Linked DNA regions of Mus musculus: region 2 is linked to region 1. Evidence: chromatin contacts called from ENCODE POLR2A ChIA-PET data. All regions are on one chromosome and are shown on one strand. The core of a region is the stretch at or near the end of the contact, and the rest is flanking DNA. Distances in the headings are between cores, read along the strand shown. Region 1 holds the start of Pwwp3a (PWWP domain containing 3A, DNA repair factor). Region 2 holds the start of Rps15 (ribosomal protein S15).

Region 1 (4,358 bases), core at 720-3,219:
GAATTAAGGTAGCATAGCACTGGTATTCCCAACATCCAAGACCCCAGTTAGGTCGTGAGGGGACCTTAGGAGGAACCGCATTGCCCTCACTGTGTCCCTGCTCAAGTTTTACAGTTTAGCCCTGATGTAGGATATTCAGTGCATAATGGACAGGACAGTCACTTGTCATGGAATCTCAGAGGACCCCCAACAGGAAAAGACATGGGAAAATGCACTAGCAATGGGGGTCAAGGCCTCTGTTCCTGGGTGCCCGACCCTGGCACATCTGTTCACTGAAGCTGAGGAAGAAGAGAGTTCATAGTGAGTGGGTTAAACAGGGACCAAGTTAACTGGTTCATGGGTAAGTGAGTTAGTAATGAATGGATCAACTGGCAAGTTGGTTAAACCATGAAGAGGTTACTAAATGGATGGGTTGATTAGTAAACGGCTAAACTGATGAATGGGTTGGTTAACTGGTGACTGGGTTTAACTAATTCCTTACATTACCATCTTTTGCTCACTGCTTCTGCTTCAATTGTGAACCTATAGAACCAACCTTGCTGAGAGACCTGGCCATCCCATGCATCCCACGGACACGCTCACACCACCCACTCACCCACATCCCCTCCACCACGCATAACCTCCAAGCTTATGCAGACCAGTAATGCTTGGTGGTGACAATGTGACAATCCTCACTTCAAGAGAATTACCTGAGAATCAGTGGCCTAGAACACACACACACTGCCCACTTTGGCCAGTGCTGTCAGGAGACCCTAGTACTGCCATCTAAGCTTCTGGGCCTGGGATTCCTGACCCCATGTCACTTGTGGCACAAGCCACCATCCTAATGACACCCAGGGTGCAGGCCCGTCATCTCACCTCTGTGGCCAACAACAACACTTGTTCTCCATCTGTAATAAGCACAGTAGAAAAACACTTAGGTTGGAGAGATGGCTCTTCCAGAGGATGGAGGTTCAAATCCCAGCACCCACGTGGCCCCTCACAACTTCCTGTAGTACTCCAAGATCTGATGGCTTCACACAGACATGCATGCAGGCAAACGCCAATGCGCATGAAATGGGAATAAGTAAACCATTTTAAAAAGGAAAAACAGTCATGAGAGACCAGGTCAGTGACATTGCTCAGGTGAGCAGCCTAACTGCCTTAGTTAAGAATTTGAGTGTGAACCTCACCTGCAGTGGTGGCACACGCCTTTAATCCCAGCATTTGGCAGGCAGAGGCAGGTAGAGTTTGAGGCCAGCCTGGTCTCTACAAAGTGAGTACCAGGACAGCCACAGCTATACAGAAAGATCCTGTCTCAAAAAAACAAAAACAAAAACATTTGTCGGCAGCCAAACTGGAAACTTCCAGTTCTAGAAAAGTCCATGGATACAGGTCCTGGATGCAGCCCCCCTCCCTCCCAGTCGCTGACTATGCTTGGGGACCTAGGTATGAGGCCATCTCACATTCTATTTTCCACTTCAGGACTTGGGCATCCTCACTGGATGGCTTTTTTTTTTTCCCACATAGGTGGGATAACTTCCTTCTGGGGTGGGAATCGGGTTACTTCGGAAGCTGGAAGGTACTAGAAGTCTGTGAGGAGCTCGTGAGGCCTTCGCCTTCCCAACCCCCCTCTGTCTTCGCATAGCTGCTCGCAGGCGGAAATCTGTCTGGAAAAAGGGCCCACTTTCCGTCTCAGGAACCATTGCAGGATGTAGGAAAACTGGGGCGTGGACTACGGGCTGAGGCGTGGTCTAGGGAGGCCGCCGCCGTCTGTGGGAGGGGCCATGATGTGAGCTCCATCTTCTTATTGGCCAGCAGCGGGGGGTGGGACTTGGAGCGGGCCTCCCGGTCTACCCTGCCTCGGGCCCAGGGGGAGCCCTCGCCGCGCACTCCACAAGTTGGGCAGGAGGGAAGGCGGTGGAGGGCGTGACCGATGGGCTGAGGCGTGGCCCGCAGGAGGTGGCGCGCTCTTGGGGGGCGGGGTCGAGGCGCAGGTACGCAGTTCCCATTGGGCGGCGGCGCGGGCGGGACTCGGCGCCGCTGTGAGGCAGGCCCCGCCCCTAGCCCGCGGGGATCTGCGCGGCGGCGGAGGCGGTGAGCGCGCGGGCTTGCGGCGGCGGTTGGCGGGCGGGCTTCCGCCGTTGGGACCGCCGCGGCCTGGTCGCTCAGGCTCGGACGCCGCGTCAGGCGGGCTGGGTGGGTGAGCCCGCTGCGGCCTGGGGAGGGCCGGGCGGGGTGCAGGCGGAGAGCCTGGGGAAGGGCGGCGGCTGGGCTGGACCAGCTGGGCCGCGTCCGGTTCTGCGCAGGGCCCACGTGCGGCCGAGGCCCCTGGGGGGCTGAGAACCTCGTTTCCTGGTGCAAACCCTGTGTTTCTGACCTAAGTCCCCTTCTCTGCAGCCTGAGCCCCATCCCTGCCGAGAGCCTCGTATTTCCGGCCTGATCCCTATCTTCTGCAGCCTGAACCCCGTATTTCCGGCCTTATATCTCTCTTCTGCAACCTGAGCCCCGAGTTTCCTACCTTATACCCCTTTTTTGCAGCCTGAACCCGTGTCCTTGCTAAGACCCCGAGTTTCCTGCTGGAGGCCCCTTATTGACCGGATACCTCGACCTCTGCAGTATCAACCCAACATTACACACATACACACACACACCCCGTGCCGCCTGAATCGTGAATTTACTGCTTGGTACCCTGTCTCAGCAGCCTGAATTTATGTCCTTGCTGAAAATTCTGGATTTCTTGCCTTATTTCTTCCCTTTGACCCCCTCTCTGCAGTCTAAGCCCCCAATTTGCTGCTCGAACCTTATCCCTGTTGTGAACTCTGAGTTTCATGTCAGAATCGCAGTCTCCGCGCCCAAACTCCCTCTAGCCTGACCTCCCATTCATTGCTGTAAACCCTATATTTCCTGCTGAACTCAAGTTTCTGCAGCTTGAATCTCAGTTCCTCTGTGAACCCCATCTTTGTTTCCCTACTGCAAACCCCACCTCTTTTACCTGACTCCTACCTGAACCTCTTTCTTTGCTATGGACATATTTGCTGCCCAAACCCCAGTCCTTGTTACCTGAGCCTCATCTTTTGTTGTCTGAGTTCCCATAACGCTGCAGAGCCCTTGTTATCTCCTGAAACCCCACCCTGCTTTAATGAACTCCCATCCTTGCTGGGAACCCTGTTCCCCCAACTCTGCTGCCTGTAATCCCTCTGGAAAACCTTTCCTGCTTCTACGATCCCTTCTACTACATAAACCCTTGTTTCTGCTGGTAGTTCCCTTGTTCCTGCCGTCCTTCCTGCTGCTTTGGTCCCCCTTCCCCCATCTTTCCATTTCTGTTCACAGCCCTGGCTGCTTCTGCCAGAACCCTGCATCTGTCCCTGTCCTTCCAGGGAATGGGGTATGTGGAGTGTGGTGTGTGCTGCAGCCACCCTTCAGGCCCGAGGCAGGGAGGGCTTGTGAGCTTTGCTGCTGCAGCATAGTTTGCGTGCAACCTTAAAGAGGGGATCTGTTAAATTTTATTTACAGAAAACAAGACATTTCCTCAAATTCCAGGGCCCTGCACTTGACTGTCACTTGGCTCTTTGCCCAACGTCTCAAGACCAGGCTCTGAATTGACCTGTGTCCTAGAAGCTGGGTGTGCGGCTAGCCTCTGCCCTGGAAGATTGTGTCTGTGTGAACCTCACTGCTGCAAGCAGCACCTTTCTAAAACACATTTCATTGCAGGGGACCTCTGGCCTCAGTCAAGCCTGTACCACCGCACGCCCAGATACTCCTTTCTGAGTCATGACGGATGCCAAGTATGTCCTCTGCCGATGGGGGAAGCGACTGTGGCCTGCGAAGGTGACAGCCCTTATTCTCTTAATTTCAGGAATTAGAAATGACTTTTGGTGACAATAAAGTCTTCATCAGGCTCTGTTCCTCAGAGTAACTATGAGAGAGAGCCGAGCCTGAATGCTCGGCACTGGGATCTGCTGGCACGAGTCCCAGGGTTCCCTCCACTCCAGGGGGTTTTGGTCTGGCGCTTAGGAGGCCCTAGATCCAGAATTGTCTTTAATTATTTCTCACACTAAGGGGGAAAAAAAAAAACAAAAAAAGAGTCATCTATAAAAAGGCTCAGAAGGCTGTGACCACAGGGAGTGCCTTGCTAGGAGCCCCAGACAGGAATAACTGTAGTGTTTGGGGTGTTCCTTCTAGCAAGTCAGAGGAAGTGCTGAGCTCCTGCCCTGTCCTGGGATGGCCTAGGGCTCCGGTGCCTCAGTTTATACTTGAATAAGAGTTCACATCAGGTCTCTGCTAATCCTGTGGCTGCCACCCGGGAAAGGCTCCCGCTGTCTGTCCCTCCACTGCCATAACAAGAGTTCTTTTTTATTTTTATTTCTACTTTTTTT
Region 2 (4,358 bases), core at 606-3,105, 66 kb after region 1:
ACCACCAAAAAAAATCAAAAAACAAAAACAAAAACCTTATGTGGGGAAGGTAGATGGAGAAACAACTGTCTTAACTCCAGCTCCAAGGGATCTAGTGTACCTAGCCCCAGTGCCAGCATCCATGTGCACTCAACTATAATCAGACCTTTCTTGTTTTGTTTTGTTTTTATCCAGACAGGGCTTCCCTGTGTAGCCCTGGCTGTCCTGGAACTCACTCTGTAGACCAGGCTGGCCTTGAACTCAGAAATCTGCCTGCCTCTGCCTCCCAAGAGCTGGGATTAAAGGTGTGTGCCACCACCGCCCGGCCCAAGGGAGTATTCTCTTTTTTTTTTTTTTTGGTTTTTCGAGACAGGGTTTCTCTGTATAGCCCTGGCTGTCCTGGAACTCACTTTGTAGACCAGGCTGGCCTCAAACTCAGAAATCCACCTGCCTCTGCCTCCAGAGTACTGGAATTAAAGGCGTGCGCCACCATGCCCGGCTTGGTTTTTTCACATGATGTTTCTCTATGCAGCCCTGGCTGTCCTGGCCACTACTGTCCTACCTCTCCTCTCTCTTTAAAGACAGGGATGGTCTTTCTATGCATCCCTGGCTGGCCTGGAATTCACAGACCGCTCTGCCTTCTGTGTGCTACACGTGCCTCTGCTGGACTTTGCTACTTCGTGGGCTTCTTTTTCTTCCATCCTTCTCCACCTTTTTCCTCCTAGCCTTCCAACCCCCAACACTAGATAAGAGAGAAAATGTTGGAGCTGGGCGTGGTGGTGCACACCTTTAATCCCAGCATTTGGGAGGCAGAGGCAGGCGGATTTCTGAGTTCAAGGCCAGCCTGGTCTACAGATTGAGTTCCAGGACAGCCAGGGCTACACAGAGAAACCCTGTCTTGAAAAACAAAACAAAACAAAACAAAAATAGAAAATGCGGCTTCCTTTCCAACATTCATTCATATTCTCTCTCTCTCTCTCTCTCTCTCTCTCTCTCTCTGGTTTTTCGTTTTTTGAGATAGGGTTTCTCTGTGTAGCCCAAGAGCTGGGATTAAAGACAAAGACTTGCCGGGCGTGGTGGCACACGCCTTTAATCCCAGCACTTGGGAGGCAGAGGCAGGTGGATTTCTGAGTTAGAGGCCAGCCTGGTCTACAAAGTGAGTTCCAGGACAGCCAGGGCTATACAGAGAAACCCTGTCTCGAAAAAACAAAACAAAAAAAAGACAAAGACTTGTGCCATCACACCTGGCTTCTATTTTATTATAAAACGAAACACTCACTGGGTCAGGGAGTCTAAAGCCAAGTCCCAGGATGGTGGAAAGAGAGCACTGATCTCTCCAAGTTGTCTTCTAATTAACCACTCACTTTTGAGGTGGTAGGCTCACACATCCCACAAGAAAAGCAGACAGCCTGGAGGTGGTAGCTCACGCCTTTAATCCCAGCACTTGGGATTAGCCTCTGGCCAGCCTGTTCTACAGAGCGAGTTTCAGGACAGCCAGGCCTACACAGAGTCCCTGTCTTGAACCTCCGTCTCCCCCAAAAATGTATGTATATATTTTGCTATTAGGAATCATAATTGTAAATATCTGATATGCAGGATATCTGATATGCCACCTCCAAAGAGGCTGTGACCCACGGGTTGAGAATCACTGCTTGAGACCTTGTACATGAGAGAGGCAGAAACACAGAGACAGAGAAGACAAAGAAAACCAGGGACAGAGAGACAGACACACTAACAAAAACCCCAAAGGGAGCCACGCCCCTCCGGAGGGTAGCGGCGCTTTTGCTCTGGCCTCCGGACAGCGGGGGGCAATGGCGAGTATCCGCAGAGCGGAAGCTGTTGAGCGGTGGAGGCGGGCCCTCCCGGCAGAGCTCGCGATAACTGCGCAAGCGCAGCCCGTACTTCCTTTTCCGAGTAACCGCCAAGATGGTGAGTATTCGTGCACGGCGGTCTGTGCTCCCGGGTATCCGTCGCCATCCTCCCGGGGCCCTTTCGCAAGACTCTGGACTCGCTGCCTGGGGATGTAGCGATGTGCTCGGGTGCCCGGAGACTGCGGATGGCGGGTGCGGAAGGGCCCGGATGGCTGCGGGCGGCCGCGGGGCTGTGTGTCCCCTCGCCCGTCCGCCGTAGCTTAGAGGAGCGCGGCTCGCGCAGCTCAGGTCCCTGGGCTCCCGGGTAAGGTTGCCGAGCCCCTGCTAACCCCGACTCGCGCTCACGCAGGCCGAAGTGGAGCAGAAGAAGAAGCGCACCTTCCGCAAGTTCACCTACCGTGGCGTAGACCTCGACCAACTGCTCGACATGTCCTAGTAAGAGGCCCCGTCACCTTAGTCCCGCCGGGTCGCTGGCCCGTTTGTACATTTTCCTTTTCTGTGGGTGGTGCTGGAAATAGAGCCAGAACCTTTGCACATGTCACATGGGAGAGGCAAGGAAGGGTCTCGAGTGCCGGGCAATGGTGGCGCACGACTTAATCCCAGCACTTGGGAGGCAGAGGCAGGGGAATTCTGAGTTCGAGGCCAGCCTGGTCTGCAGAGCGAGTTCCAGGACAGCCAGGGCTACACAGAGAAACTCTTGAGTCGGAAAAAAAAAAAGGGACCCGTGTAGCCCAGGCTCTCCTCGAACTCCTGATCCTCTCAACCTCCCTAATGTTTGGGTCACCATCACGGTGCAGAGCATCAAACTCGGGGCGTCCTAGCCTCCTAGGCAAGCGCTCTAGATTGTGACCTCAACTCGGCCCCTGCTACAGTTGTGCAGTGTTCGACAGTCTTATGTAGACAGAACTACCTTGCCTCAGTCTCCCGCTGACTGGGCTCACAGGCCTCCCTGTGACCTTGGGGAAAATCAACCACGGATAGGTAATTTGTCTGGGTGGGCTGTCAAAGGAAAAGGTTTGATCTCGGCTTACGTCACTGCCTGTGGAAGCTGGTGGATTCATTTTAGAGGGTTGTGCCCTGAAGGTTGACGGCAGTGCTATGGAGGACTTGTCTTTAGTGAGCTCCCGGCATGTTCCTTTCTGGGTGTGAAAGAAATGGAGCAGTGCTGGCGCAGCATGCTGTCCCCGGGTCTCCAAACCACCCCCTTCTCCCACAGTGAGCAACTGATGCAGCTGTACAGCGCCCGCCAGAGGAGGCGCCTGAACCGTGGTCTTCGGCGGAAGCAACACTCACTGCTCAAGCGCTTGAGAAAGGCCAAAAAGGAGGCACCACCCATGGAGAAGCCTGAGGTGGTGAAGACGCACCTGAGGGACATGATCATCCTGCCGGAGATGGTGGGTAGCATGGTGGGCGTGTACAACGGCAAGACCTTCAACCAGGTGGAGATCAAAGTGAGTTGTGGTCCGGGAGTGGCTGGGTGGGTGGCTTTTCTCTGTGCCAAAGCTGCTCACACCACTCTGCTTCCTCCTCTCAACCTGCAGCCAGAGATGATCGGCCACTACCTGGGCGAGTTCTCCATCACCTACAAACCCGTGAAGCACGGCCGGCCCGGGATCGGTGCCACCCACTCCTCCCGATTCATCCCCCTCAAGTAGCCGAGGCCAATAAAGACTGGTTTTGGTCCCTGGATTCTGGGTTTTTGTTTTTTTTCTGGGGATTGGGTTGGTCCCTGTGTGTGGAACCTGGAGCCTTTTGGGTGGCTGTCACAGTCCACCAGAATGAAGGTGAACAGTTACATGTAAGGGGCTCACGTCCATGTCCACGTCATCTCTGCTGCAGTCTCCGCTTTCAAGCTGCCCAGCATGCACGGCAGAGCTGAGCATCAGGAAGGGCAAGGGGCTGCTCCCTGGGTTTGGGTCTTGGGGGGGGGAACTGCAGTGACAGTGGACACACAAGGGGACCTGCTGCAGCCTGCGTAAGGGTGCTTCTTTTACCTGGAGCTTCATTCTGTGACCTGGGATAGCACGTGTTCTGGAAGACCTCAAGCATGTCACCAAAGCCTATGCTGGCAGTGTGACAGGCTTAGCCTCCTACTTGTGGAATGCTGACACAATTGACATCTGCAGTGGAGAGAACCCCTGGCCTGTTTCTAAGGCAGGCTTTCTTTGAGTTCACCAGGCTGGCTTCAGGCCCTGGTGCTGGGACCAATTACAGGCACCATGTTCAGTGGCTTGTTTTCCTTAGTCTGTCGGCCTGGAACTTGCGTCCACCTGCATCTGGCATGCTGAGACTAAAGGCTTGCAGCCTTGTTAGTAAACATTTTCCCTCTGGGAATGTGAGGCAGGGTTTTCTGGAAGCTTCCAGTCCTTCCTGCCAGGGAAACATGTCTCCAGCCTAGCATAGGCTTGGGTGTGCACATATGCAAGTTAGTGACTTTGCCCACGAGGGCCAGAAGTGGGTATGGGATTACCTGGTCACCATGTGGGTGGGTGCAGGGTCCTGGTATAG

What was found. ChIA-PET counts read pairs that join two places held with the same protein, here RNA polymerase II (POLR2A).
Region 2: POLR2A ChIA-PET joins it to region 1 with 14 read pairs in embryonic stem cell. The contact joins the promoter of Rps15 here to the promoter of Pwwp3a in region 1. POLR2A ChIA-PET finds 5 or more read pairs at or near these places in 4 of 5 experiments (Patski and embryonic stem cell).

The regions. Positions count from the first base shown.
Region 1 is chr10:80,224,629-80,228,986 of GRCm38, forward strand. Pwwp3a (PWWP domain containing 3A, DNA repair factor) reads left to right here and starts at 1,970. Exons shown (of 14, transcript NM_023431.5): 1 at 1,970-2,076; 2 at 3,694-3,810. The coding sequence starts at 3,754.
Region 2 is chr10:80,290,576-80,294,933 of GRCm38, forward strand. It overlaps Rps15 (ribosomal protein S15), which reads left to right and starts at 1,856. Exons shown (of 4, transcript NM_009091.2): 1 at 1,856-1,908; 2 at 2,200-2,285; 3 at 3,067-3,301; 4 at 3,392-3,539. The coding sequence starts at 1,906. The coding sequence ends at 3,505. Gm30682 (a long non-coding RNA gene) reads right to left here. Exons shown (of 3, transcript XR_871874.3): 3 at 3,560-4,358.